Regions from separate parts of the Mus musculus genome. Here region 2 is linked to region 1. A link is a loop called in an ENCODE intact Hi-C map of the cell type or tissue named here. Cell type or tissue: left cerebral cortex. All regions are shown on one strand. Links, peaks and the distances in the headings refer to the core of each region. The heading gives the core; the rest is flanking DNA. Region 1 holds the start of Gm31608 (a long non-coding RNA gene). Region 2 has its middle 33 kb from the start of Gm52179.

The links. Hi-C counts contacts between places; a loop is a spot of excess contacts. Peaks named below come from ENCODE experiments on the same cell type or tissue, not always from the same donor. Only the 100,000 strongest peaks of a DNase experiment are listed, where the experiment ranks them.
Region 2: it touches region 1 in a loop (9-fold over the local background); 3 of 42 quality-filtered maps call a loop at or near these places.

The regions. Positions count from the first base shown.
Region 1 is chr15:81,208,985-81,224,177 of GRCm38, reverse strand. Gm31608 (a long non-coding RNA gene) reads right to left here and starts at 7,029. Exons shown (of 3, transcript XR_003951508.1): 1 at 6,880-7,029. In left cerebral cortex, for the core only: no CTCF peak of the experiment used is centred there; DNase peaks (open chromatin) are centred at 6,724 and 7,038; H3K27ac peaks cover 636 bases.
Region 2 is chr15:81,285,981-81,301,173 of GRCm38, reverse strand. No RefSeq gene overlaps it. Among named protein-coding and RNA genes, the nearest start is that of Gm52179, 33 kb to the right of the region's middle. In left cerebral cortex, for the core only: a CTCF peak has its summit at 10,737; DNase peaks (open chromatin) are centred at 6,546, 7,226, 9,668 and 10,210.

The sequences.
Region 1 (15,193 bases), core at 2,788-10,787:
GAAAAGTAGCGCCACAAAAATTCACACATACATGTTTATAGCAGCCAGAAGGTATAGAAACAACTGAAAAGTCCTTCTACCTAATGGACACAAAAATGTAGTACTTCCATTCAATAAAATATTATCCATCCATGAAAAAGAAATCCAAACGAAGGCCACTGCGTGGATGGACCTTGAAGTCATTATGCCACAAAGACTGTGGTTGTTCAGTTCTATCTAATGAAGTGTCGAGAAGAGGAGAATCTATAGAGAAAATAGATTCCTGTTTTCCCAAGTCTGGGACTTAAAAGAGAAATGAGAGAGAAAATGGCTGCTAATGGGATAAAGGACATGTTATGTTTATTGTGAATTAGTATCACTGCAAATATGCGCAAAAGCCGTTAACCTCTACGCGTTAGGTTTATTTTATTTTTTGAGTCTCCTGTAACATAGGCTGGCCTCAGAACGGCTATGTAGGTGAGGATGGCCTTGAACCCCTGATTTTCCTGCCTTTAACTCCTGAATTATAGGTATGCAGCACCACACACAGTTTACTGTATACTTTATATAGTATCCTTTAAAAGGATGTATTTTATATGTGAATTCTAGCATAGCAAATCTGACTTCAAATTTTATTTTATTTTTTTAGATTTATTTTATTTTATTTCTGTAACATATGTGAGTACACTGTCACTTTCTTCAGACACACCAGAAGAGGGCATCGGATCCCATTAAGATGGCTGTGAGCCACCGTGTGGTTGCTGGGAACTGAACTCAGGACTTCTGGAAGAGCAGTCAAGGTTCTTAACTACTGAGCCATCTCTCCAGCTCTTATTATTATTTTTATAGGTAAGGTTTCATGTAGCTTATGCTGGCCTCAAACTTACTGTGTAGCTAAAGTGTGGTTCTATGCCTGAGTCCTCCCTTAGCATGTTCAGATATCACTGCACACAAGCAGGAAAGGATGGAGAGGGGACTGGATTGGGTGGGTAAGCAGGATCCCTGTCTAGGAATGAGTGGGGGGGGTGGTTATGGGGGTCGTGAGTGTTCTCTGAGGATTTTAGTGCTACAGCTCTTTTTGGCAGTATTCAGCAAAACAGCTCCTTAGATGATGGCCAGTGAAAGAACTTGTGTGCACGTACATTATTGGGGTGAACAAGATTATATGAACCTTGGAGAGTGTAGGGGGCGTTTCAGGGTGCATGTAAATCATTTGCTGGAATTTAAAGTACTGGGAATGGCCAGGCAGTGGTGGCTCACGCCTTTAATCTCAGCACTTGGGAGGCAGAGGCAGGCGAATTTCTGAGTTCAAGGCCAGCCTGGTCTACAAAGTGAGTTCCAGGACAGCCAGGGCTATACAAAGAAACCCTGTCTCAAAAACAAACAAACAAACAAATAAATAAATAAATAAATAAATAAATAAATAAAAGTACTGGGAATGCCTCATTTGCATGGAGAAGCATTCCGGGAAGTTGAACCTGTAACTTTGCTAAGGACTATGTGATGTGACATCTTCTTCCTCAGGTAGAAGATGTGTGGTCTGGCTCCCCCGATCAGGCAGAGAAGAGGACTCCCTGCTGAGAAAGGGAGTTTTCCATTTTACACTGAGTTCATAGGAGCTGCCCAGACATGGTAGACCAACACCAAAGCCTGATTCTCCTGTCTCTGTCTCTCAAGTATAGGACTACAGGTCAGGTCCCCACCTCCTGGCTACAAATCAACTCTTATAAGGTGAGGGAACTTGAAAAATGGCAGCATTAGGAGAATGAGGAGTTCAAAGTCTAAGGTGATTCTCAGCTATATAGTCTAGCCTACTCTACATGAGAACTCTGAGCTCCATTGGTATCCATGAGGCCCCGGATTAGATCCTCAGAGACACTGCATAGACCAGGCTTGGTGTTGTACATTACAATCTGAGCACTTATTCAGAAGATAGAGGCAGGAGGACCAGAAGTTCAAGGTCACTTTGGGCTTCATAGTGAATAGCAAGCCAGCCAAGGCTGCCCTGTCTTGAGGTACCAGCAAGATGACTTTTGGGCAGGGGGTTGAAGTCAAGGCTGACAGCAAGAATTCCATTCTATGACTCACATGATGTTAGGAGAGAATTGACTCCTGAAGGCTCCTCTGACCTTCAGAAGCATACATGTGCCTGGACACACCCAATAAACAGGTAAATAAATAGGTAAATAAAATGTAATTTTAAAAAAAGACAAAAATAAGAGAAGAAATCCTATCTGCTCTCTAATCCTCAGACAGATGGCCCACTGGCACATTTGTCTCCTACTTCTAGTGTCCTTTGTCTCTGTGCCTCCTGGGTATCTCATCCAGCTACCTCTTAGTAAAAATCTCTGGCTGCCCATGGCACCCTCAAGCACACATCTACATTGGACTCCATGGGAGCAGTCTAAGCTCAGACCTGCAGTGTGAAGTCGGGCTCTGGCTGGCTCTGCTGACAGTACCAGCATCCATCGCTTAGATGGCTTCACGCCTTGGCTCCCCTGCTGACTTGCTGTGTCATCCAGTGAGTCTCCAACCACTGGTGCCAAATGGCAAGCAGGATGACATGAACCCGTCTCCAGAGTCCCCTTGCTGTGGGTTTATTTTCGGACAAGGTTATGGTAACTAAAGTTTGCATAGCCGTTTTAAACACAGGTCTTATTTCAGCTGATCCATTGGGGGCTGATAGGATCCCTGGTGACAGATGTAGGGACAGAGAAGTTCAGAACTGGGTGACTTTTCCCAGGGCCATCCAGCTGACACTGGAGAGCACATCTTTGACTTTCCCAACTTTAGGTTCTATGTTTTATTCCTTCCTTGGGCTTCTGTGAAGACACATTCTCCCTGATTTTATTTTTTAATTTTTTAAAGATTTATGTGTTTAATTTATTATACGTAAGTACACTGTAGCTGATTTCAGACACACCAGAAAAAGGCCTCTGATCTCATTATAGATGGTTGTGAGCCACCACGTGGTTGCTGGGAATTGAACTCAAGACCTTCGGAAGAACAGTCAGTGCTCTTAACCTCTGAGCCATCTCTTCAGCCCTCTTCCTAATTTTACATGGAGGAAATGGGCTTGGCTTTCAGCTGGTCTCTGTATCTGTGTTTCCATCACTTGGAGACAGTCCCTTTGGCCATTTGTTGCTGGTGGCTCCTTATCCCCTTCAATTCACTTCTGTAGCATCTGAGTCGGGATTTTGTGTGACTGAGCAGAGCTGGTCTGGCTGACTCTGCCATGATGTTGGATAAATGCTTGCAAAAGAGACCAGTGTGGCCGTGCATGGTGGTAATAGCACTCAGAAGTCTGAGGCAGGGGGATCGAGAGTTTAAGGCTAGACACGGCTACATAATAAAACCTGCTATCAGAAAATAAATAAATAGGGCTGAAAAGAGCACAGGAACTGAGATCCCAGCACCCGCTTCAGCCCCCCACCCCCATAATAGTCTTCACCTCCAGCTCCAGAGGGTGGAAGGCCACACAGGCACTGAATGCACATAGGCACACATGTATATATATATATATATATATATATATATATATATATATAATGAAAAGTAAATCTTTAAAAAAGTAAATAAATAAAGGATGACTCTGTTTCTATCTCTCTCGCTCTTTCTTTCTCCCATCTCTCTTTCTTGTCGTTGTCCTACTCCAGCCAGTGGCGACACAGACACCAAGTTGGGTTTACGCAGCAACTTTACTTCGGGCTTTTTCTTTTACAGCTCTCTTCCCCAGCAGCTTCTTCTCAGGGCAAGGGCTAAACTACTCCTATTACAACAGCTTCTCTTACTCTACTTCTACTCATGGCAAAGGCTAAAACTACTACTACTCACGCTGACTTACCTCCTTCTAGCGCCACCCCACCTCATCCAATCAGAATTCAACACGCTCCAAGCATGAGCTTAGATCATTCACAGATAGGCTGACAGGTCTGGATCACGAGGAACTGTCCAGCCTGGCAGGCAGCCCACTCCTGCAGCCTCACTGCGCATGCTCGGGCAAGGCAGTAAACAAGTGGGTTTCACAGGGCCTGCGGCCCCACCCGCTTCCCACACTTTCTCATACACACAAGTAAATAAAATGTGAACTTTTGGGGGGGGGAGGTGGAAACAGATGCTTCAAACACAGGGTTTCTCTGTGTAGCCCTGGCTGTCCTGGACTCACCTTGTAGACCAGGCTGGCCTCGAACTCACAAAGATCTACCTGCCTCTGCCTCCCAAGTGCTGGGATTAAAGGCTAGCACTACCACACCCAGCTAAAGTGTAAAAATCTTAATTAAATAACTTTAAAACATAAAAATGGGGCTGATGAGATGGCTCAGGGGTTAAGAGCACTCTCTGCTTTTCCAGAGGACCTAGGTTCGATTCCCAGCACCCGCTTAGTGGGTAATGACTGTCTATCTCCAGTTCCAGGTGATCAGATGCCCTGTTCTGACCTCCATACATACATGTAGGCACACACATACACATAGGCACATACATACATGTAGGCACAACACCCATACACATAAAATAAAACTAAAACTAACATAACAACCGGGCTCAGGAAGTATGTGCATTAATATAGTGATGATCCAATATGTGTGAAGTCCTGGGTTCAGTCCCCAGCATTTCACCAAACAGTCTAGTGATGCATGCTTTGATCCAAACACTTGGGAGATTGAGGCAAGAGAACCAGAAGCTCAAGGCCACCCAGCCACAGCCACATAGCAAGGTCACAGCCAGGCTGGGAAGCATGAGACCTTTGTCAAAACAAAAGCAAAAACACCCACGCAAACTGTTTAGAACTGCCAGCCTGTCTGACCTCCTCCACCCCACAAGTCCACCTGATTCCTAGGGTGACTTTGAAGTATCTCAGTCTACCTACTTGTTCCTCTTCCTTTGCACGTGCTCCCCTCTTGGCCCTTCTCTTGCTTAACATGAGATTGTCCTCCTAGACTGCTGCTACTTCCCTGTCCCCGCCAGACAGCTGGCCGTTGATGGATGCCTGTGACGCCTTTGCTAGGCTGGTCACCTGACTTCCAGCTGCTATGGTTGGCTTGCCTCCTGATGCAGGTTAGTTCTTGCAAGGAAGGCTACCAGCTCCATCAGTTGGCATGTGTTACTGTTGCTGTGGTGAAACGCCATGACCAAAGCAACTTGGGGAGGAAAAGATTTATTCAGCTTACACTTCCACATCACAGTTCATCATCAAAGTAAGTCAGGACAGGAACTCAATCAAGCAGGGCAGGATCCTGGAGGTGGGAGCTGATGCAGAGACCATGGAGGGGTGCTGCTCACTGGCTTCTTCTCCATGGCTTGCTCAGCCTGCTTTCTTATAGAACTCAGGACCACCAGCCCAGGGATGGCCCCACCCACACTGGACTGAACCCATTATTAAGAAAAACCATTAGTTAAGAAAATGCTGTTCAGGCTTGCCTACAGCCCTAGCTTATAGAGACTCTTTCTTTCTTTCTTTCTTTCTTTCTTTCTTTCTTTCTTTCTTTCTTTCTTTCTTTCTTTCTTTCTTTCTTTCCTTTCTTCCTTCCTTCCTTTCTTTCCTTCCTTCCGTCAGTCCTTCCTTCCTTCCTTCCTTCCTTTCTTTCTTTCTTTCTTGTTTTTTTTGTTTGTTTGTTTGTTTGTTTTTGTTTTTCGAGACAGGGCTTCTCTGTGTAGCCCTGGCTGTCCTGGAACTCACTGTGTAGACCAGGCTGGCCTCGACCTCAGAAATCCGCCAGCCTCTGCCTCCCGAGTGCTGGGATTAAAGGCGTACACCACTACGCCCGGCAGAGACATTTTCTTAACTGAGGTTCTCTCCTCTCAAATAGCTTTAGCTTATGTCAAGTTGCATTAAACTAGCTAGCACACATGCAAAATCCAGAAAGACAACTCCCTGCCCAGGAGACCGCTCTAATATAGCTGTGCTTCAGACCCATCTACCCAACCTCCTGGACCATGGAGGGCTAGACAGGACTTGAGATCTGGCTCAGAAATTTCCCCTTCTTTCTCTGTCACTGGGATTTTTCCTTCTACACATCTTAGCTCCCCAAGCTGTTCTCAGGCTGGAGCATTAGCACACTCTAATTAACCTGTTGTTGTTGTTGTTGTTGTTGTTGTAACAGGATCTATGTATATAGCTCTAGCTGGCCTGGAACTTTCTGTGTAGTGGCTTGCAATTTACAGTATCTTTCTAGCTTTGCCTCCTGAGTTGCTGGGATTACCGGCATGCTGCCCCACAAAGCCCAGCTCTTTTTTTTTTTTTTTTTTTTTGGTTTTTTCAAGACAGGGTTTCTCTGTGTAGCCCTGGCTGGCTGTCCTGGCACTCATTTTGTAGACCAAGCTGGCCTCAAACTTAGAAATCCACCTGCCTCTGCCTCCCAAGTGCTGGGATTAAAGACGTGCGCCACCACCGCCCGGCCCCAGCTCTTTTTCTCATGTCCTTCAAGGCAGATTTTGAGATCCCAGAGGACAATGATAACATCCTATTTATTTCTATGTCCACGTTCCCTAGATGGAGGCCTGACACAGAGCAAGGGCTTGGTTATTGAAGTCAGCATAGCTCCTGACCATCCCTAAGTCACATTCCCCTGGCCTTCCTGTCTCCATCTCTATTTCCCTCCCTCTCCTGGGGTTCACTGCTAATTGTGGCTTGTTCCTCCGTGCTTCCCTTCCCCAGCAAGTGACACAGACATGAGTTATTATGACTAAGTTTGGGGTGGGCTGTGGAAAAGGAGGAGACAGAACCTACCAGTGAGCTATACTCCCACTCTCGCCGCCTCCTGCCTCTTAAAATTGAGAGTAGATAGAAGACTTAGCGGGAGGGTCTGGACGGAAGGGCCCCATCTGGCTCCAAGGCAGAGACATTAGCAGAAGGGACCAGGGGCTTGTGTGGGTGGTGGGGTACAATAGCTGGTCACATACCAGGGCTGGATTGCGCTATTGAGACCCCGAGTGCAGAGCTTGGGTCTTCCTTGGCAGCCTTTGCAGTGACTTCCCTTGACGGTCCCCTCCTGCTCCTAGTACATCTTAGCTTCACAAATGCTCCAGGGACATTTCCACTCCGACTCACTCGTCCCCGCCCACTCACGGCATCAACCCACGTCACAGGAGGGATGGCTGCCTCAGAAGCTTATTAACTTTCCAGGCAGCATGCCGCTCAGTCAGTCACTGAGTCAGGAAGGACCAACTCAGCACCCCAGGCGCCCCGGCACAGGCTGACTCAGTGGCCTCGGGTCTCAGCTGGGGTCTCCCGGAACCACAGGATACATCTTAGTGGGGAGGGGGGCTGGGATGAGGGAAGCGAACACAGTAATAACCCAGTTGCAATTTCCTCGATTGATAGCCTAATGTACTCTCTGTTACCGTTAAAAAAAAACCCAAAAACCTAAGACCCGGTAGATTATGGAATGAAAGCTTGTTTAACTCAGGCTTCTGGAGCCGAGGGAGTCCCAGAGCGTGGTCTAGCGGGCTCACAGGCTGAGACAAACTTTTGTTTTGGGGGGGGGGGGGGTTCTTTCCTTTCAAAGCAAACTGGCCTGCGCTCTGTGAACTCAGAGATGGGAAGATGCCCATGAGAAGTTGTGTTCCGTTTTGTTCCCGAAAGACAAAAAACAAACAAACAAACAAACAAACAAAAAAACCTGTGTAATGGTGGCTCACACCTTTAATCCCAGCACTCTGGAGGCAGAGGCAGAGGCAGAGGCAGAGGCAGAGGCAGAGGCAGAGGCAGAGGCAGAGGCAGAGGCAGAGGCAGAGGCAGAGGCAGAGGCAGAGGCAGAGGCAGAGGCAGAGGCAGAGGCAGAGGCAGAGGCAGAGGCAGAGGCAGAGGCAGAGGCAGAGGCAGAGGCAGAGGCAGAGGCAGAGGCAGAGGCAGAGGCAGAGGCAGAGGCAGAGGCAGAGGCAGAGGCAGAGGCAGAGGCAGAGGCAGAGGCAGAGGCAGAGGCAGAGGCAGAGGCAGAGGCAGAGGCAGAGGCAGAGGCAGAGGCAGAGGCAGAGGCAGAGGCAGAGGCAGAGGCAGGCGGATCTCTGGGAGTTTGAGACAAAAGGCTGAGGGGCCTGTTAACATATCAAAGCAGACCTGATCTCCAGGTTCTCCCATAATCCCTACCTGTTATTGCTGGCATACTGCCTTCTACCCTGAACTCTCCAGCCCAGTCCTTAAGAGATTCTTTCCTGAAGGTTTGGTTACCTGCCCACTTTGTGCCTTTGACCTCCTGGCTGCTGCATCTTGCTCCCTATCTTTCCCTCCCCCTTCCCTTCTCCCACTTCCCACAGGGCACACAGCTCAGTCTGGCCATGTCTACTCTGGACACTCCCAGATGTCTCTGACCCTGGCTATGTGCTGCCATATACCACACCTAGGAGCAGCCATGTCCTTTCCTCCTCTCCTTATTTATTTCCCCCCCCCCGCCCCCCCCATCAGTCACCTTGAACTATATTATGCTTCTCCTACCACCTGCCGGGGGTGGGGGGGTGGGGGGATGGGGGGTGGGGGGATGGGGGGTTGGGGGGAGTGGAGATGGGGGAGGGAGTCTATCAGCACTTTCTTTTTTTCTTTTTTCTTTTTTTTGGTTTTTCGAGACAGGGTTTTTCCTGGCTGTCCTGGAACTCACTCTGTAGACCAGGCTGGCCTCAAACTCAGAAATCCACCTGCCTCTGCCTCCCAAGTGCTGGGATTAAAGGCGTGCGCCACCACACTTTCAATGCTCTGGAAGCTTTCCGTTGCAGTGGGATCTGCCTCCGTCAGCCTTCACACCTCCTGACATAGTAAGCCTCTTGGTTGTGCCTTGCTTTGGCAGTCAGAGACAACTCTTGGGAGTCGCTTCACTCTTTCCACATACACTGCAGGCGAACTGGCCCTCCTGCTTCCAAATGACTATGGTCTCTACATCCTCTCTCTTCACTAAAGTAGTAGAATACAGATGTATGTCACCCCACCAAGCTTTATTACGTCGGTTCCTTGGATCAAATTGGGGGTTTTGAGGCTTTTGTTTGTAAGTGGAGTTTTGTTGTTGTTGCTGTTTGGGATTTAGTTGTTTTTGTTTTTGTTTTTGTTTTTGCTGGTTTTTTGTTTTGCTTTGTTTTTTAAGACAGGATTTTACTATGTATCCCTGGCTGTCCTGGAACTCACTATGTAGACCAGGCTGGCCTTGAACTCAGAACTCACTGTCTATGCCACCCGAGTGCTAGGATTACCACTATGCACTTACTTCTAGCTAGTCTCAGCTACTCTTAGTCTCTAGGCTAGCCCCCATGCTGCGCTGCGGTCTTCCCAGCTCTGGTCCCCCCCCCCCCCAGCCTCAATGCTACTTTCTCAGCCATCTATCCCCTGCGGCTAGTTGTCGCAAATCCTCTTAACCCAGTAAATCAAAACTCTAGAAGCTTATAATTAATCAGTCAGATTTATATATCAATAAATTCTCAATTTACAAGATGCCCACATAATAATTTCAGAGCCAATTGATAATGATACAAGCTGCCCACCTAGATTAGACAAGTTATCCCAATTATTCTATCCTTTTATGATATTCACAGCTCCCTGTGTCTATTTAAAGCCACGCGGAATCTGGATCGTCTTCCTCTTCCTCCATCTTCCTTCTCCTCAACTTGTCCCTGTCTGTCTCTGAAACTCCTAGCTCCGCCTCCCTTTTCCCTGTCCCATCACAGGTTTCTTGCTGTATTAATATTTAAATTAGTTGGGGAAAATTCTGCTACAAGTAATTTGCATAAAGGCAGAATTTCAGTAGAGATTAGTCAGTAATTCATTCAGTAACAACGTAACAACAGGAGTGGTCTTTTCACTCTGGAACTCAGAGTGTAATTTTGTTTGCTTCTTTTTAGACAAGCTTTCATGCAGTCCTCACTGGCTTCAAACTGGCTCTGTGGTCAGGATGAATTTCAACTCTTCATCTTCCTTCCTCTACCTTCCAAGTGCTGGGGTGACAGGCATGTGCCACCATATCTGGTATTTTTTGTGGTGCTTGTTAGGTATCAAAGAAATCTGAGACAAGTTCTCACTCAGTACCTGTGACCACCACACACTCCTCACCCTGTCCCGTCCTCTACCCTAAGTCTCTCCCACCCAAGGGCTGGCCTTCTACTTCCCTTCCCCCAGCTTCCTGTATAAGTCAGCCCATTTTGGCTGTGCACTCTCTTGGTTCCTGGTATATCCTGCTTTCTCTCTCTCTCTCTCTCTCTCTCTCTCTCTCTCTCTCTCTCTCTCTCTCTCTCTCTCGTTGTCTGCAGCTCCTCTCTTAGTCTATTTTCCTCCTGTGCCTTCTCTTCCTTTCTTACTTCCTCCTCATGCCCCATGGCTGGGTTCAGTCTGGATTCTTTCAGATGGCCTCTGGCTGCTTTCTCCCTCATATCTACTTAAAAATTTCTCTCTGCCACCATACCTAGGAGTGGTCATGTCTTCATTTCCATTCAAAGCCCAGGGCGTGCTAAGCAGACATCCCACCAACCCAGCTCCATGCCCAGCCTCAGCTTCAGTTGTGATTCACTGCAAACATTGTGGCACAGAGAATCAGATCTCTGTGGGGAGAACAAAGAAGCTAAGAGGATCCAGGCTGAGCCGGGAATCTAGGCATCATACCCACCACAGCAGTGTGCATGGGCACCAGGAGAACAGGGACGAGGGACCAATAGACCAAAGATTCTCAGCCTTCCTAAGGCTGCGACTCTTTAATACAATTCCTCAGGGTGTGGTGATCCCAATCATAAAATTACTTCATTCCTACTTCATAACTGTAATTTTACTAGTGTTATGAGTTGTAATGTAAACACCCTATATGCAGGATATCTGATATGTGACACACACACACACACACACACACCCCAAGGGGTCTCAACCCACAAATTGAGAATCACAGCCATAGACAGTGCAAATCCTGGAGAAACCTGGGAAGGAATCTTCGTTTTCTCACTGTGCACCAGAGAAAGCTGAGCACAGAGCCAGCAGGGCGGGGTGTTGAGTTACAATCGGCGCGTGTGCCAGACAAGACTGAAACTCAAGGACTCGGAGTAAATTGCCTAAGGTCACCTGGCTTGCCCTGTAGAGCCAGGCTTTGAAACCGCAGCCGTCTTTACCACAAGCCGCCAGCCCTCCTCTCTGTGAACCCTTCTGATTGTTTTCTTCTCGCCTTCACTGGGCTGCTCCGGCTCAGCTTCGGGGACCTGGCACCGTTGCTTTACCACCATCCCTCAGCTCTACTTCATCAGTACCGCGTTTTCAATTTTCTGAGTTCTGGTTCCCTAAGACTCAGGTACAAAGGGACCTTGGGTACCACTGACCAATCAGGCAAGAAAAATCTCACCCCAGAATGAGTGTATGAAGGCAAAACAGTGTGAGTGTAGACAAAACAGCCACATCAACAATCACTCAGAATGCTGGTCCAGTCAGGTGTGCCTTTGTGATTGGACAACTCAGAACACAGCAGACGCCCACCAAGTGCTAGGATCCTTGGATCCCTGGGCTTGTATGTCTAGGGCTTCAGACTTGGTTGTACACAGAGACTTGAATCACATCAGGGAGATCCTGGCCCTTGTTCTCTCTGCCTTTATGATGGGGCTGTTTGTCCTTTTTGGGCTTCTTTAATCCAAGCAAGTTGGCTATGGGCAGCTCAGAACCTACATGGGTTTATCTTTATATGTCTTTAGGTTGTTCCATTCCACACAGGGCTACACAGTGAAACTCTTTCTCAAAAAATAAAATAAATACCTATAGAGTAAGTGGGGGAAGAAAGCATCTTTTCCAACGGACCCTGGCAAAGTCCCAGGGAACACTCTGATTGGCCTTGGATTGGTCATATCTCCACCCTAGGGAGACAGATGACTTTAAACAGAATGTTAAGGGTCTGGCTGGATGTAATGGTACAGGCCTATAATCTCATCTGCCCAGAGCTCAGGCAGGTGGATCCTGTGTCACAATGAAGGAAAAAGAAAAGGCTGTCAGAGTGGTTCAGTGGTAGACGCTCGGCAGGCTCAAGTCGAGGGGTGTGAAAGAAAAGAGTGTGGGACCACACTGTCTATATCCCAGATTTCAGTGATAAAGACATTCAAGGAAGTGAGTTTGCTAGAAGGAAGGTTGGGGCCAAGCATGGCGGCGTGTACCTCAGCACTGCAGAGGTGAAGGCGGAGGGCCAAGAGTTCAAGTGAGCTGGGCAGGCCTTTAATCCCAGCATTAGGGAGGCAGAGGCAGGCAGATTTCTGAGTTCGAGGCCAGCCTGGTCTACAAAGTGAGTTCCAGGACAGCCAGAGCTATAGAGAGAAACCCTGTCTCGAAAAACCAAAAAAAAAAAAAAGAGTTCAAGCGAGGTAGGGAGACGGCTCAATGATGCAATGTTTGAGGAGCAACCATGAGGACCGACATCCAGGTCCCCAGCACCCCCATAAAGCAGGGCAGCTGTGCAGCTCTCCCTCAGCACACGGGAGGGGTGGATGGGAATTTCTGAGGCAAAATGGCTAATGAGAATCACAGCAAGAGAATAAAGCAGAGAGGGGTTGAGGAAGACACCCAGTATCAACTGCAGGCCTCCACAGGCATGGACACATACATAGGGACATATACCACTCACCGTACACATGTGCACACACTATATATATACCACATATATACATAACTACCTCACACCCAAATACACACTACATACATCAATACACATACCATATGTACATACCACATACCTACATAGCACATACACATAGCTCATACACACACCACACACATATACCACATACATAACACATTAACACTGCCTATACAACACATATTACAAACACATGCACACCCCTCATACACACACCACACACATACACACACACCAAATACATAACAAACACATGTGCTCACATATAAACACACTACATACACCACAAATACACATACCATATACCCTATACCACACACACACCACACATATACACCACATACATACGTACATACCACACACAAACACCACATACATACACATACCACACACACACACACACTAAACCATACATATACACATACACCACTCAGACACTACATAACACACCACAAATACACACCACATGTGCTCATAAGCACAGGCAGACACACACAGACACACTCAGGGTTCAAGGCCACACATTAAGGTTAGCATTATCCACATTACCTGGGAGAAAGGACTCTAAGCCTACCTGTGGGGACTTATCTTGATTATGCTAATAATGTGGGATGATGCATGTTAATTGTAGGTGGGATGGTCCTCTAGGCTGGGGATCCTCCACTCTATAAAATATAGCAAGGTAGCTAAGTGGCAGGAAGCCGGTTTCCTTCTCGTCTACATTGTAATGCCTCGAGCTTGTAAGTCAGAATAAAGCCTTTCTCCCTTACATTGCCTTTGTCAGGAACACACAACACAGAACACAGCAACAGGAACATAGCTAAGACACCGTCTCTTGCCATATAGGGAGTCCGAGCCCGGCCTGGGCTACCTGAGATCCTGTCTCCAAAATAGCAGAACTGAAAGCAAGCAAACCAAACCACGGGTAAGAGCTTCCTCTGGGGAGGCAGGAAGGCTGCTGGGAGATTGGCTGAGTTCCATCTCTTGACCTGGAAACTTTCAAGGTAATTACAAGGGGATTTGCTTCTTGAGAACTCATTATGTGTGACATTTGTTTCATGTGGTTTTTACTCTTATTAAAATAAAAAATGGTTTTCTGAACGAGTGAAAAACAGCACATGTGCTCAGCTTACTCACTTACGGGCTTGGTGTGTTCCCGTTGTCCACAGATTGAGCGCTGGTGAGGCTGGGTCTGACCTACTTTACCATCACCGAGGGACCCTGTGGGAAAAGGGAAGAGAAAGGGAAAGGCAAGGGAGTGGAGACCAGGGAATGGAGATGATCAAGATACATTGTTCCATGTATGGAAATTTCAAAAGATAAATCTGGGGGGTGGGGAGGGGGCGGGGGACAAGGAGGAGGCGGGTTCCAAAACAGGAAGGAGTAGACTAGAGAAGCTTGAATGCCAGCAGGAGGCTTGTCTGTGCCAGGAACCATCATCCTGAGGATCAGAGACATGAAAGGTGTTCTGCTCTGCAAACTGGTGCTAAGAGCCAGGAAGAGCACTAAGGATATTGTCTAGAGTGCCACAGGCCAACACACAGCATCCCAGAATCCCAGCATCCCAGCTGTCCTTCACCTTGCTGGACCCCTGGATTTCATCTTCTTCTTTCTCTGTATTTTCCCTGGTCTTTATGTTTGTAATCTCTCTGTGCCTTCTATTTAATGCACTATTTAATGGCACTCATAAACTCAGGGAACAATAGTAAGAAAGTCTCTCCAAATGAAGTTTAAAATAATGGCCTTCTTCTCACTTAAAGTGATTCTTACATAGCATATGTATACTGTTGAACTCTAATATACTTCAGTAGGAAATCTCACAAGCCAGATATGGTGGCGCATGCTTGTATTCCTAGGACCTGGGAGACTGAAAAAGGATTGTCATAAGCCAGAAGCCAGGTGGGTCTACACATCAAAGTCCAGGCAAGCCAGAGATCCTTGGTGACACCCTATCTCAAAACGCCAGAACCGGGGCTGGAGAGATGGTTCAGCGGTTAAGAGCACTGGCTGCACTTCCAGAGGTCCTGAGTTCAGTTCCCAGCAACCACATGGTGGCTCACAACCATCTGTAATGAGATCCGGTGCCCTCTTCTGGCCTGCAAGCATGCGTGCAGCAAGAAACCTGTATACATAAGTAAAGACATCTTAAAACAAACAAAAGCAAACAACAAACAGTCTGGCAGTGGCGACATATACACTCCTTTGATCTCAGGAGGCAGAGGCAGGCAAATTTCTGAGTTTGAGGCCAGCTTGGTCTACAGAGAGAGTTCCAGGACAGCCAGGGCTACACAGAGAAATCCTATCTTTAAAAAAAAAAGGGGGGAGGGGGGAAGGAAAGGAAAAGGAAAAGAAAAGAAAAAAAGAAACAAGAAAAGAGAAAAAAAACCAACAAAAGATAAAAAACGAGATATATCAGTATATGCCTGCAACAGTAGCATTTAAGAAGCAGGCTCTTTCCTTTCTGCCACCTCCATGCCGTCCAGACTGAGGAAGACGGGAGACTCTGGGGCCACCTGAGCCAAGGCTACGGCTGCATGGGAAGCACCGCAAGCACCCAGGAGGCCGCGGGAATGCTGGAGCATGCAGCACCACAGGATCAATGACAATTATCACCCAGGATGCTTTGGGAAAGTTGGTATAAGGCATTC
Region 2 (15,193 bases), core at 3,901-11,900, 76 kb before region 1:
CTTGCTCTAAGATGTCCTAACTTGCCACTTTGTTTTGTTTTTAACCATTTTATTAAATCATTCTCAAAATGTGGATGATCCCTGGCCACAGTAAATATAATAAGGTGTATATAATTCAGTTGTTGCTTTTTTTTTTTTTTTTTCCTTTCAAGTCAAGTTTCTCTATGTATCCCTAGCTGTTTTGGAACTCACTCTGTAAACCAGGCTGGCCTTGAACTCAGAGATCTGCTTGCTTTTACCTCCCAAGTGCTGGGATTAGAGGTGTGCACCACCACAGCCTGGCAAGTTGTTGCTTTAGCACATAGTCCTCACATGACTCTGCTGGCTGCCACAGGCAGCCACCCACAGTTGTCTCAGTCACCCACAATTGGCTGCTTTGTCCCTTAAGAGACTCACTCCAGACTGGGAAGGGATCAGGCTTGCCCAGGGCAGTATGGTCTGGACTTGCATTTCTGCATCTGCCTTTTTTGCAAACACGGGTTATGATTTTCCTAGGTGTTAATTATTAACATATTTCTTGCCGTCCGTGTGTCTGCATCTGAGAGCATCTTTGGCTTCCAGTGATTTGCTGAGAATCAGGCTGCCAGAGAAAACTTTAGATATTTCTACAAAGCAAAACAGGAAAGAATTCTCCTGGGCTAAAGTGCAAGGACTCTGCAAGACCTATCTGGGTGCGTATGTACCGCTAAGATCTCAGGCTCAGCTCTGTTCAGGATGAATGAGTTTGGTGGGAGGCAGCTCTATAATCTATGTAAAATTGTTGTTTTTTTTTTTTTTTCTTTTTGGGTGGCTTGTTTAGTCCCTTGTACCTCACCTATACCCAGATAATCATCTGATAATTGAATAACCAGCAGTTGTCACATTAATCTGTAGAATGGAGCACTAGGCAGCCACGAAAGAGAGCAAACCACAAGTCTGTGTGGCAGCAAGGACGAGCCACACCATGTGGAGCCACACTATGTGGAGCCACACACTACTATGTGGAGGAAAACAGGCACAACCTTGACTTGCTGTGTGGTTCCAACAAATCTCAAAAGCAGCATTAGAAATCAAAGCAGCACTCACATGTTGGGGAAGACAAGACGAAAGGAGGAGATGAAGGTAGACGTAGCAAGCCGATGCTAAGTCAAGGGAAACTGGCTGATGTCAATGGTGGTGCATGCTGGTACTCCTAGGGCTTGGGGAGCAGAGGCAGGAGGATCACTGTAAACAAGATCAGCCTGGTCGATGTACTCAGTTCCAGGCTACATAACAAAATCCTCTTTCAACAAAACTAAAATAAAAAGGGAAAAGGTCACGAGGCCTTTCAAATAGATTTCTAGTAGAAAACATGAAACAGTAGGAAATCTGAGGCAAGATGAGCCTGACTCAAAAGCATCATTGTGACGATGGCCAGAGTCACTACAAGACACTGACACATCCAGGCCAGCAAGGTGGCTCAGTGGGTAGAGGCCCTTGTCACCACCAAGCCTGATGAGTTCTGTCCTTGAACCCTCCTAGCAGGAGATAAATGACTCCCATGAGGTGTCTTCTGACCTCCACACGGGTGCTGTGGCTGCTCAAACCTACACCCATAGAAACTTACACACATGGCATGCTCATATCTATATCCATAGGAACTTACACAAACACATAAACATAATTTTTAAAAGTGAACAGGAGAAACTGACCGATTGGCCATCACTTGGACATCATAAAAGAATATTTGATGTTGCCGGGCATGGTGGCACACGCCTTTAATTCCAGCACTCGGGAGGCAGAGGCAGGCAGATTTCTGAGTTCGAGGCCAGCCTGGTCTACAAAGTGAGTTCCAGGACAGCCAGGGCTATAGAGAAACCCTGTCTCAAAAAAAAAAAAAAAAAAAAAAAAAAAATTGATGTCAATGTCTCACAGACCTTTACCTTGCGGCAACGTTGGAATTTATAATTACATCGTATACGATTACATGAATGTATCTGGTCATCACCCCATTTCCTGGCCCAGAAGTGTCAATGACCTGGCTCAGTAAAGGCACTTACATCTGAGACTGACCACTTGTTTCCAGCCCCTGGAACATACATGGTGGAGAAAAGCAACTACCCAATGCCAAGCCCAGCGTCCTAAGTTCAATCCCTAGGCCTCCCATGGTGGAAGGAGAAGGCTGATTCTTTAAAGCTGTCCTCTGAACTAGCATACACACACCCTTGAAAAATCTTTTGTTGTAGTTTGGTTTGATTTTTTTCCAGACAGGGTTTCTCTGTACAGTCCTGGCTGGCCTGGAACTCACTCTAAGCCAGGCTTATAGAGATCTGCCCGCTTCTGCATGAAAGGCCTATGCCACCACTGTCTTTAACATTAAAAAAGTGTTAATGTTCAAGAGGAATGAGTTGGACTAGAGCGATGGCTTAGCAGATAGCAGCATGCACTGCCTTTGCAGAGCACCAGAGTTAAGTTCCTTGCACACAAATCAGGTGGCTCACAACCCCTGTACTCCAGCTTCAGGGGACCTGACACCCTCTTCCTGCCTCCTCAGACAACCCACCCGGCATGACGCAGGCACAGAGAGATACACACCGATACACATAAATATTTTAAAATATGTATTTTTAATTGAATTGTTTCCAAAACGCTAAGTATGTTTTGTGCAACTGGAGCCTCACAACCCAATCAGTGTCAAGATAAGGAAGGGCTGCTCACTAGAAAGACCAGGTATGACCGAGGCTTGTGACTTTCAGAGCAAGAGAGAGACTGAATTGACCTCCCAGAAGGTCAGTTGTGCAATCAACCACGGTTATGTGATGAAGGGCAAGGTTTGCAGAGCCACTAGGCAGCCCAGCACACGGGGTGCCTGGCAGGGCAGCTAGCGTACCCTGAGATGTGGGAAGTGCTGTGCCCCTTCCCACGTGCTTTGCCCTCTGCATCTCTGGCTTTTTCCCTCTGGATCTTTATCTGTATCCATGGTGATAGCTCCTCTAACAAATTGGTACACGTTTAAGTGTGTCCTCTAAAGACCCCAACTTCGATCTGTTGGGAGATGGTAAAACCTTTACAAGATGGGGCCTGCTCTTTAAGTGTGTGCCCATGAAAGGGGGTTGTGAGGACCTGGCTATGGGCTTAGGGGCTTTGCTCCATTCTGTATCCTGATGCAATGCATCACTCTGGATCATGGACCAGAATTTCTGCAGCCATACAATATAAATGTTTTCTCTTTGTGAGTTGATTGTCTGGGGTGTTGGTTACAACGATGGAAAAACTAACCGGGCACTAGTGACGAGCATTTTTTTTTTCTGAGTTCCATAAGCCACTTACACAAACTGTTCAGACCTAAAGAAGGGAAGTCTAGCTGTAAGCTAGACAGAAGTACATGTCACATCTCACACTGGCATCTGTGGGGGGATCTTGTGACACTGAGCTGCATCCTGTGGGACAATGTCAGAGCTGAATTAGACACCCTCAGCTGCTGTTTGGAGATCTGCCAGAGAATTGCTGGATTATATACTAAGACCCCTGTACTAGCTGGTTTTGTGTCAACTTGACACAAGCTAGAGTTATCACAGAGAAAGGAGCCTCCCTTGAGGAAATGTCATCATGAGATCCAGCTGTAAGGCATTTTCTTAATTAGTGATCAAGTGGCGAGGGCCACTTGTGGGTGTTGCCACCCTTTGGGTTCTATAAGAAAGCAAGCTGAGCAATCCAGGGGAAGCAAGCCAGTAAGGAACATCCCACATACCTCCATGCATCCTGCATCACACACATCCTGCATCAGCTCCTGCTTCTTGACCTGCTTGAGTTCCAGTCCTGATTTCCTTGGTGATGGACAGCAGTATGGAAGTGTAAGCTGAATAAACCCTTTCCTCCCCAGCTTGCTTCTTGGTCATGATGTTTGTGCAGGAATAGAAACCCTGACTAAGACAAGCCCTATGTAGAATTTGAGCACCAGATGTGGAGCATCATGTATTATAATGAATTAGAAAGAGTGAAGGAGAACAGGAAAAGGCTGTTAGGTATTTGTTTGCCCTCTACTGAATTCCAAACTGGGAGACACATTGTCAAGTACGATTAGATGGTTTGTGATACACCATCATCTGGCGAACTGAAGCCCATCTTCCTTTTAATGTGTATATGTGTGTATACACATTTGTGTGTTATTACATTTATATGTGTGTGTGTGTATGTGCATGTATGTGTGGATGTCAGGGGACAACCTGGGGACTGAACTCAGGTCATCAGGCTTGGCAGCAAGTGCCTTTACCCTCGTCACATCTCACCAGTCCATCTTCCTGAACCTTTTAATCTCATGACATAGACTATGATGTCACTTTTTCAGAAGTGGCAACCAAGGTCTGACCTTGGCTCCGTGGTCAATATCTCAAACCAGACCTGTCTGTCATGAGTGGTCTTTATTCCTACTGGAAAAAATCTCCTAGTCTGGGTCTCTTCACTGCCCTTTGGCTCAGACTCTTCTCCCTCATCCCACTATCAGCCACTCATCTAGGGTATCGTGCCGTTCCTGTCACTTCCGAGCCCTCCCTCTACCACCAAGCTTGGTCCTCGGTTCTTGTCCAGTCCACAGAAGAGATTCTTTGTCTTTGTTTCTCTCCCCGCTGCATCCTTGACACGCTGGAGCAGAATAATCTGTTTATAGATAAATCAGATCCTACCTCGCCCTGCACATCCCCAGGTGCTTCCAATAATCAGGGTAAAATTTAGATCCGCTGGCATGGCCTCAAGACCACAATCTGACCCCTGGCTTTATTATTAAGTTTCCCCTCCCCTGCACCCCACCTTTCTGGCTTACTTACTTACCCTTGGCCACAGTGGCAAACTTCATGGGACTCAGGCGAGTTCCTGACTTTGCCTTGCTCATGAGTTGGGACTGCTCTGACCTTCCCATGTACGATACCACCTTACCTACTTACTGCTGTGTGGTGTCTTCAAAGGCCATTCTGTCTTAGCCTAGGCATTCCCCATGGGCTGCTTTACTGGCCTACGAACTTTACTCTCACTTGCTATTTAGTCTGTTTACTGATGGGTCTGTTCAGTGCATCTCCTCCACTGGCAGTTTCTTGAGACGTTATTTTCAACTCTGAGCCCCTCCTGCTGAGGATAGTTCCTGCCACTCAGAAAGAACTCTAGGGATCGCTAAGTAAACCTCACACAACCATTTAAAACCCATCAGTGGCTCTCCACTGTCGGGGGCAGGTTTCACAGCCCCTGCCCTACAAACACCTGGGGTTAGATAATTACTGGTCTTAGGGAGAGTGTCCTGTACATTCTAGTGTGTTTAGCAATAACTGAAATTTCTACATTGTAAGCCAGCAGTCCCTTCTCCTCACAACCAGAATGCCAACAAACATGTCAAATGTATCCCTTAAAGGGTAAAAATCCTTCAGTTGAGATCCACAGATCTTTAGTGGGTCAGTTTGTAAACCAGTCTCACTTGAGGGCTGGATAAAACTCAAATCCTAGGCTTCGTCAGAAGCCCTAGTGACTTTAGAGTCATCTATGGCCTAGGTATAAAGTGACTAGTCACGGTTACAGGGGACTGGCCTCCAGGATGAGCCTGCTCCCTGTGTCCTCTGGTCACTTGCTGCTTCCTTAGCAGCCCTTCTCTGTCTCCAGCCACAGGGAGCTGATGCGTGGCTTCCTCTCTCTGCATTTGTTTTTTCTTCCTAGCAGAGTTGCTTGCTAATCCCTGGTCCTCTCCCTCCATTGGTCACACCGCCCATGGTTTGTTAATGGAGGCAGAGAGATCATATGATCTTCTTCTCCTAGTTGGAGAACCAGAAGTGCTGAGGGAATTGAGTCCCAGTCTGAATCTAAAAGCCCAAGAACCAGGAGCACTGATGTCTGTCCAAGGTCAGGGAAAAACTATCTCAGCTCAAGCCCTGAGAACATATTTATCTCCTACCACCATTTTGTCCCATTTTTGTGGGTGGGACAATGCTACTAGTGAAGGTAATCTCTCTCTCTCTCTCTCTCTCTCTCTCTCTCTCTCTCTCTCATAAAGCTGGATCATCTTGACCAAATTGTTGTCAGGATTGGTCCACTCGCTCATCCTTCCGCAGGGGCGCCCACTGGCTGAGTGGCCGATGCAGCTGTGTGTTAGGAAGAGTCATAGAGTCATACATTCCTGCGGTTCTCAGTTTAAAACAGCTCTCAATGGATTACCATATCGGAGACACGACAAAGACACAGAGGCTGTAAGAGGAAATACGGTCCCCACCCCAAGAAGCTTGTGGTTGTTGCGGAAGATAACCGGCATTACAAGATGGTTTTCTTTTATGGACTTAAAAATGGCTGTCTGTATACATCCTCTGTTATTGTGTCTGTAGAAGAATAGCCGAAGCTTCACAGGAACAGAACCTGTATCCTGTGTTTCATTGGATATTGTGACATAATAGCTCTGAATGCTGACCAAAGGTGATGCTGAGCTATAGCAGTGACGGTCCTTGAGTTGGCGGTGAAACTCAGTGGTAGGCGCTTGCCTGGCCTCCGTGAATGTGGGAAGCATTGGGCTTGGTTGCCAGCATTGCCAAAAAGGGAAAGTCATGCTTTCAGGTTTAAGTGTCTTTGGAACGGACTGTGAGCTTTTTTTGTGGAGAAGAAATTGCATCCGTTGCCAAAGGTTTAATGCGAGGATTTGTGTGCACAGTCAGGAGACATTATTGACAGATCCAGGCAGCTGCAGAGCAGAGTCTGCCTTACAGTCTCCGCAGACTCGCCGCCCCCCCCCCCGCCCCCAGCTCCAACCAAAATGAGGCGGAAAGATGAAAATGAAGGAGGGGCAGGGAGGTCCCCACCAGTGCCGCCAGGGGCCTGTGTGACACCGGTCTCTTTCAGTAGGTTTAATGCTAAGCACAGGGAAGGCCAGGGTTTCCTTATCAGGCTACCTGGCCTACCTCCGAGGTAACCGTATTAGCTATGGAGTGGTTAGAATAAAGTGGGAAAGGCAGTCACAGCTGTGGGTAACCCTTCAGAGCTCCCTCTCCCGAGTCCAGCCCACCCATCTCATGCCCTGTTCTAGACAGACTCTTGTTAGGTAGTAAGTAACTAGAACTTTTAGGGTTTTGGGTTTTTTTTTTTTTTCAGTCTGTACTCCTTCGTCCCAAGGATCCTTTCCCTAAATTACTCTCAACTTCAACATGATTTAAAATTTATGCTCTCATTATACACATTTCCTCGCTGAAGAAAACTTGGAGCAGTTAGCTAAGTGGGTGAAGAAATATTCACGGAGAGTTCACGCCAAACAACCAGCATCAATGCGCATGCGCACGACGCTGTTGATTGACACATTTGCTTAGGGCGGCAAAACAGGTCACTTGCGGTCTGCTCCCATTACTCTTCATGTGGTAATTCCCCAGGCTAGGAACTGGTTAGAAACTGCGTATGCATTCATGCATGTATGTGTGTGGGATGTGTATGTGTGTGCATGTGTGTATACACTTATATGTGGAGGACAGTAGTCAATTCAGGTATCTTTGATTGTTTTCTAACTCATCACTCTGATTGGTTGGTTGGTTGATCGATTGGTCGATCAATTGACTGATTGAGACAGGGTTTCTCTGTATAGTCCTGGCTGTCCTAGACCTCACTCTGTAGACCAGGCTGGCTTCGACCTCAGAGATCTGCCTGCCTCTGCCTCCCAAGTGCTGGGATTAAAAGTGTGTGCCCCTACCCAGTCTCCAACTTATGTTTTGAGGTAGAATCTCTCCTGAACCTGGCACATGCCAAGTTGCTTAAACTGGCCAGTTAGCAGGCTCAGAGATCCACAGGCCTCTGCCTCCCCAGTGCTGGGATTGCTGGTGCTTGTGAGCATGCCTGGTTTCTATGTGGATTCTGGGAGACTCAAACTCAAGTCCTCACATCTGTATGCCAACCAGTCTAACTGAGCCGTCTACTCAACCCTCGTAATGTTAATTCCTTTTAAAATTTAACTTAGTATTGATTGGTTAACATCTTTTAGATTTATTTTATGCTCACGAGTGTCTCGTCTGCATATCTGTATCTATATTACCTATATGCCTGGTGGCCAAGGAAGTCAGAAAATGGCCTCAGATCCCCTCAAACAGGAGTTATAGATGGTTGTAAACCATCATATAGGTACTGGGAATTGAATTCTGATCTTCTGCAAGACCAACCTGTGCTCTCAACCACTGAGCCCCCCCCCTCTCTCCACACACACACACACACACACACACACACACACACACACACACGTAATCATAACTATTAATGACCCACTCCTTTGCTAGTGGATTACATTGATTGATTGATTGATTGATTGATTGACTGACTGATTGATTTTGAATGTGTAGGTTCTCACACACATATATGTGGTCTATGGTATAGAGGTCTGAGGATAACTTTCGGGAATCAGTTCTCTCCTTCCATCATGTAGGTTCTGGGAATCGAACGTGTTGTAAAACTTGTCTGTTAGTTCCTTTTCCTGCCGAGCCATCTCACTGGGCCCCACTGGATTGTTAATGTAACCCAGGGAGTACCTCGGCTCACAAGTTAGGAACTCTTTGTAAAGCAGGGAGGTTGGAGAAAACTCAGGATTTTTCTGTTCGCATTTCTCCTCCCTTCAAGAAGGGTGCGAGTCTCCTCTGATGTGTCAAGTGGTTAAGGGGAGTATGAGAGGCAGCGCCTGCTTGCTGTGGTTTCCTCAACTGTTGCGATGACCATGGTGTTTTTCTCACAGGAATCAGAGCAGTGGTTCCCAAAACTGTAGGTCATGAGCCCTTGTGTGGGGGAGGTCTAATGACCCTTTCGCAGGGGTTGAGTGTTAGATATCCGGCATATCAAATATTTACATTATGATTCGTAACTAGCAAAATTACTGTTATGACGTAGCAACAAAATCATCTTATGGTTGGAGGTCACCCCAACACGAGGAGCTGTATTAAAGAGTCGCAGCATTAGGAAGGTTGGGAACCTCTGCATTAGGGGAACAATCAATGAATGAAGTTAGTGTCCAAGAACCGGTAGGTGGCATATCCTTGCAGCTATTTTTCTTAGCTATTGGCACAGGTCAGAAACGTTAGAGACCATATTTATATTTTCTGTCCCTCTACTCTAATCTTGTTTATGTTTTTAGACAAGGCCCTTCATTTTGCTGGGGGCAACAACTGTGTTTCATGCTTCAGTATATTAGAGTTTAATTCTGAAAGGATGTGAATAAATTCAGGGAAATAGAGTCCTCTGGCAAATGTAGCATGTTATTATTATTATTTTAACCCTGAAATCATGACAAAGGCCATTCCTCTTGATGAGTGCTCTGTGTGGCTTTCCTGGGGCTCCGAGATGCTGTTCCGTACAAGCCTGTCACGTGACCGCATGAAGTCTCCTGATTTCTTCCTCAATCTTTGCTTACCCCAAATCATTGTATCTCATTGTTCTCCCAAGACTTCAGAGCAAAAGTGGGTTTTGTGGTGGGGTTTTTTTGTTGTTTTTTTTTACATTGCCACTGGTTCAGTAGCAAGCCCCACGGTGTCCAGGACCAGGGGACCTGGGCTCACATCCGAATTGCCTCCTTCATTCTTTCTCTGATTGTCTGAGTGGCTTTTAGCATGCTCCTTGACATCTTGGAAGCTTGCTTCTCTCTTCTGAAGAGCAGATGTCTTACATAACCACTTCAGAGAGACGGCGGAGGATTAGAGGAATTCACTAATATGGGGATGTAGAGCCTTGTATCCACAAAGCCCTGGATTTGGTCCTCAGCAGTGAAAAAAAGAAGCCACTAATATGCAAGAAAGTATAGCAAGGTTAAGGGCTCTGCCTGAGTTATTTTTAGTATTAGTGTGACATAGCGCGCTTACTATACACCTGCAATGGGTTTCACTCGCCTGGTCTCCCAACATGTGTCTCCCACAAAAGGAGACCTTCTGGAAACAAGCCATGGCCAGTAGCAGGCAGTGCATGGCAATGAGCAGATAATTGCAGGGTCAGACTCTGTACTTCCTGTGGGCTCTCGTAATAAGCCAGCCTGTTTATTTCCATCGGAGAGGAGCAGGCCCATTTATTTCTATTGTGCCCTGCTCGATCACGTTTCACACCGAGTGGTACTTTATTAATTAAAGTTCCCAAAGAAAATATATCTCCATTTCAGCCAAGATCTGCATCTTTTATAATGGACAGATGTGGCCTTTTTCGGGAGACAACCCGCGTGGTGCTCTGTGCTCCCTAAGAGACAGGCTTGTAGCTATAGAAACTGCAGGCTCGTCCAGGCCAGTGGTGTGGACAAGGCGGGGGTGTGCCGACTTTGTTGATTTCTCTCTTAGTCACTGCTCTGCAAAATGCTCAGGGACATTGGCGGTAGAGCTAAGAGCTAAGAGCTGGTATTTACCCCAACTGTGTCTTTCCTCCCTTGTAGCATCAGCTATAAACCCAGGAAGATACTACATGGGGGTAAAAGTCAGCCAAGAACATAGTGCATGTGTCACTCTGTATAAGGAGCATATGCTAAGAATAGAAAGAGAAGACATCGCATGAAGCGTAGCAGAGTCCAACATTCCTGCACTCACATGGTCCGAACATCGCAGTGCCCGTAGGAACCAGACTACGGCTATTCATTTGTTCAAAACACTTTTAATGAATGAAAGCTTTCTAGATGTGTGTGAACACATTTATAGTGTCAACATTTGCAGAAATTATCTTCAAGTTCTGTCCTTTATTAGCACTTACTTTTTTAAAAATAAATGCATTTTATGTGTATGACTGTTTTCCAATGTGAGCAGGGTATACATGCAGTACCTGAGGAAGCCTGAAGGGGCATCAGCTCTCTTACAGGACTGGAGTTACTGATGGCTGTGTGTTACCACGCGGGTGCTGGGAATCGAACCCAGGTCCTCTGCAGAGCAGCCAGTGCTCTTAACTGCCGAGCCATCTCCAGCCCCCTTTTATTTCTATTATTAGACACTTTCTATTATTTATCTGTTTGTTCATTCATGTATCTATTCATCTGGTATACTAACATGGAGGCAGCCCTACCTGTGTCTCCTTTTTCTTGCCCAATTGTTATAAACTGTTAGCATCTGGCAGAAGGCTATAGGTTTGTGGCAAGCCCACATTATGACCAAATCTGAACTTGAGCCCCATGTGACACGGCTTGGGCTGCTATGGGGCCGTGCCGTACACTGGGCAGCTAATAAGCAATATACCTTTCTCACCGTTGTAGCCTAGAAGTCCAAGTCCCGAGGCTATGATAAAAGCCTACGTCCTGTTGGCAGACTGTCTCTCACACAATAGGGAAAAAGGCCAGCCATCTCCTCGGCCTCTCTTAAAAGAACATCATGGGGCTGGAGAGAAAGCTTAGCCCTTGAGAACACTGACTGTTTTTCTAAAGAACCTGGGTTCAGTTCCCAGGCCTTACATTTTGGCCAATAACTGTCTCTAACTCAAGTCCCAAAGGACCCAGTGCCCTTTTCTGGCCTCCTCAGGCACTGAATTTGTGTGATGCACAAGCATACACATAGGAAAAACACTATACACATAAAACAAAACTAATCCTTTTTTTTTTTTAAGGCCATAGACCCCCTGTTTTGTTTGTTTTGTTTTGAGAGAGGGTTTTATTGTGTAACAGCTCTGACTGTCCTGGAACTCTGTGGATAAGAGACCAGGCTGGCCTTGAACTCAGAGATCCACCTACCTCTGCCTCCCAGAACACTGGGACTACATTTGTGCACCACCACTGCCTGGCGATGGTTGTGGATTTTATATCAGCTTGAGTTAGGCTAGAATGCCCAGCTGTTTGGCTGAACACCAATTTAGATGCTGCCCTGACGTGTGTTTTAGGTGTGACTAGCATCTCAAGGGCTGGGGTATCACTCAATGCTCACCCAATGCTACTGCGCTTGCCTCATGTGTGCCCTGGGTTTCATCCCCAGCACTCAACTAAACCTAACTGAGTCAGCACAAACGCAGACTTTGATCACTCTCTGTAACGTGCACGCACTTCATCCAATCCACTGAAGACCCCGAAGGACGATGTTCCCAGGACAGGAAGGCATTCTGTCTGCACCTTGCCGGTGGAGGAGCTGGTTCTGGAGGTAAAAGCCACTTAGCCCGTAGGTCTGGGGAACTGAGTCTAGAACCCCAGAACCCATGTAAAAGCCAGAGATGGAGTATATCCCTGTAATCTCAGCACTTCTACAAGGAGATGGGAGGCAGAGGCAGGAGGATTCCCCTGAAAGCTCACGGGGCAGCTCATCCAGAGTCCACGGCACAAAATTAGTCATCCACAAATCGTCTAACCCATACATCAAAGGCATCAAGTCTAACCCATACATCAAAGGCATCAAGTTCTGCATTTTTAGGTTTTGGAAGTCCTTCTGAAAGGTATCAGTATGTTATATTGTTATAGATTTTACTCACATTTTACATTTCATTTTATCATTGAAACTTAAGAGTCAGAGAGGCCAAGTTCCTGCTGAAGGCCACCCAGCAAATGATTATTTAAATAGTAGTAGGTAATTTTCTGGCTTTTCCCACCTATTTCTATTTTTTTAATTAATTAATTAATTTATTTATTGTTTTTTTTTTTTGAGACAGCCTTGACTGTCCTGGAACTCACTATGTAGGACAGGATGGCCTCGCATTCAAAGAGATCTTGCTGGTACCTACTTTTAGCATATTAAAATAAGAGGCAAGGAAGATTACACAGTTAGTAAAGGGCTTACTGTATGTATGCCCATACATGAGGACCTAGATTTGATCTCCACAATAAATAAATAAATAAATAAATAAATAAATAAACCAGAGAGAAATAAAGAAAGTGCGGACCATGGTGGCATGCTCTGTAATTACAGCCCTGGGAAGGTGGAAACCAGAGAGGTCTGGGGGTTCACTGGCTCAGTGCAGCTGGAACAGTAGTCTCGAGGTTCAATGAGAGACCCTGTCTTAAGTAGGATGGAGAGTAATTCAGAAAGCTAACTGATGCTGGAGCCAAGCAGATGGTTTAATGGTTAAAGCACGTGCCATTCAAACATGAGGACCAGAATCTGGATCCCCAGAACTCTCACGAACCCCCAGAATGCCCATGTCAGGTGGGCATGACAGCCAGCCTGTAAGTTAAGCCTGGGGAGGCAGAGGCAGGGGATTCCTCAAAGCAAACTGGCTGGCAACGTTAGGCATCTCTGGAGCTCTGGGTTTGACTGAGAGAGCCTGCTTCAAAGAATAAGGTAGAAGAGTGATGGAGGATGATCACTTAGGCCTCCCATGCACCAGGACACACTTGCACATGTGTCCACATACTTGTGAAAACATGCAACACACAGGTAACTCATACACACATGAAAATGGAAAAAAAAAAAAAACCCTGTAGAAGGACCAGCAGTCTCAATTAATCCGGACCCCCTAGATCTCTCAAACACTGGACCACCAAACAGACACCATACACCAGCTGATATGAGGCCCCCAACACACACAGTAGAGGACTTCCAGGTCTGTGTTCATTCAGAGATGAAACACCTAACCCTCAAGAGACTGGAGGCCCCCAGGGAGTTTAGAGGTCAGGTGGGGTAGGGGGTAGGGGGTATCCACGTGGAGATGGGGTGGAGTAGGGAGGAGGTGTGGGATATGGAGCAGGTAGATGGTGGATGGGGAGAGGCAAGGGATGGAATATGGAGTGTTAAAAAATGAATTACAAATAAAATTAAATTAAAAAAACCCTAATGTAACCATATGCTATAACTAAATAATTTGGCTACTTGCATTAATCTCCCCCCGCCCCTGGCAATAAAAAAAAAGAAAATGGAAAAAAACAATGAATCCCAGCACTGCTCTCTAGTCTCTACATGTGCACAAATGCAGACCTGTGCACACACATGCATGTGCACATATACTGGCACACTCATGCATGTGTGCACACACATGTGCACACACAGACACGTGCACACACACAGGCATACACATGTACATGCACACACACATGCACGTGCATACACATGCAAATGTATGCACATACATATACTTGGTTGTGCCCCCCCCCTCAACACACAATTAGTGCAGTAGTGACCTATAATCTATTTCCCGCTGTACCTTGGCTTTGTGATGCTAGGATTAATATCCTCTAAGGATATGATTTACATATAAAAGGATCCTTCTAATGTTGAAAGAAAGACTTTTCATGAGTTGCAGCAGCGAGTTCATAAAGCAAAAGAGACTGCAGTCCGCACCGACTGCAGCCCGCACCTACTGCCTGCTTACATTACCTATGCACGAAGCTGTCCAACTCTCAGTTGGCTCTGTTTGTTTCTCCAGTGACTTCAAAAATTACCTTATTCTACATGTATGAGTGCTTTGCCTGCACATATGTAGGTATGTGCCAGTGCCTTCCAACGTTAGAAAGAGGCATTGGAGCCCTGGAACTGGAATTACAGATGGTTGTGAGCCGCTATGTGGGTGGTTGGGACCAAACCTAGGTCCTCTGGAAGAGCAGCCAGTGTTCTTAACTGCTGAGCCATCTCTCCAGCCGCTCTCTGGTGAATTTTAAGAGACTTCTGTTCATCTTTCTGTAAAGCAGAGCAGGCCATGGCATGTCCTGACTCCTTGTGGTAGTTTACTCTTACCTGCAGGGCAGAGATGTTTGTTTAGTATAATTACTCTTTTTTTTCTCTTTGTTTAGATAGGTCTAGCCTCAAGCTTCAGTATGTAGCCAAGGATGGCTTTTAACTCCTGATGCTCCTGTGACTACCTCCCAAGTTCTGGGATTACAGGCACGTGCTGTCCTGTGCAGTTTTATGCAGTGCTAGGGATCAAACCTAGGACTTTATCGGTGCTAGCAAGCACGCTACCAACTGAGCTCCTTGCTCAGCCCCTCCCACTCTTTACTTTTTTCAATGAAGGCAAGTCTCATTAAGTGGCCCCGACAGGCCTTAAACTAATTCTATAACCTAGTCTTTAAATTTACTTTCTTTTAAATTTACTCGTTCCTCAACCTCCCTGGTAGGGGGGATTACAGGACAGCACCACCACACCTGCCTGGATCAAATACTCTTAACTGATCCTGTCTGTCTCTGTCTCTGTCTCTGTCTCTGTCTCTGTCTCTCTCTCTCGTGTGTGTGTGTGTGTGTGTGTGTGTGTGTGTGTGTGTGTGTGTGTGTGTGTACACGTACGCATGTGCACGTGTGTGCTCTGAAATCAGGCAACAGTTTTATTTTACCTTTTAATTTTTTGTATGTATTTATGCAGGTTTGGTCCAGAGAGAAAACTT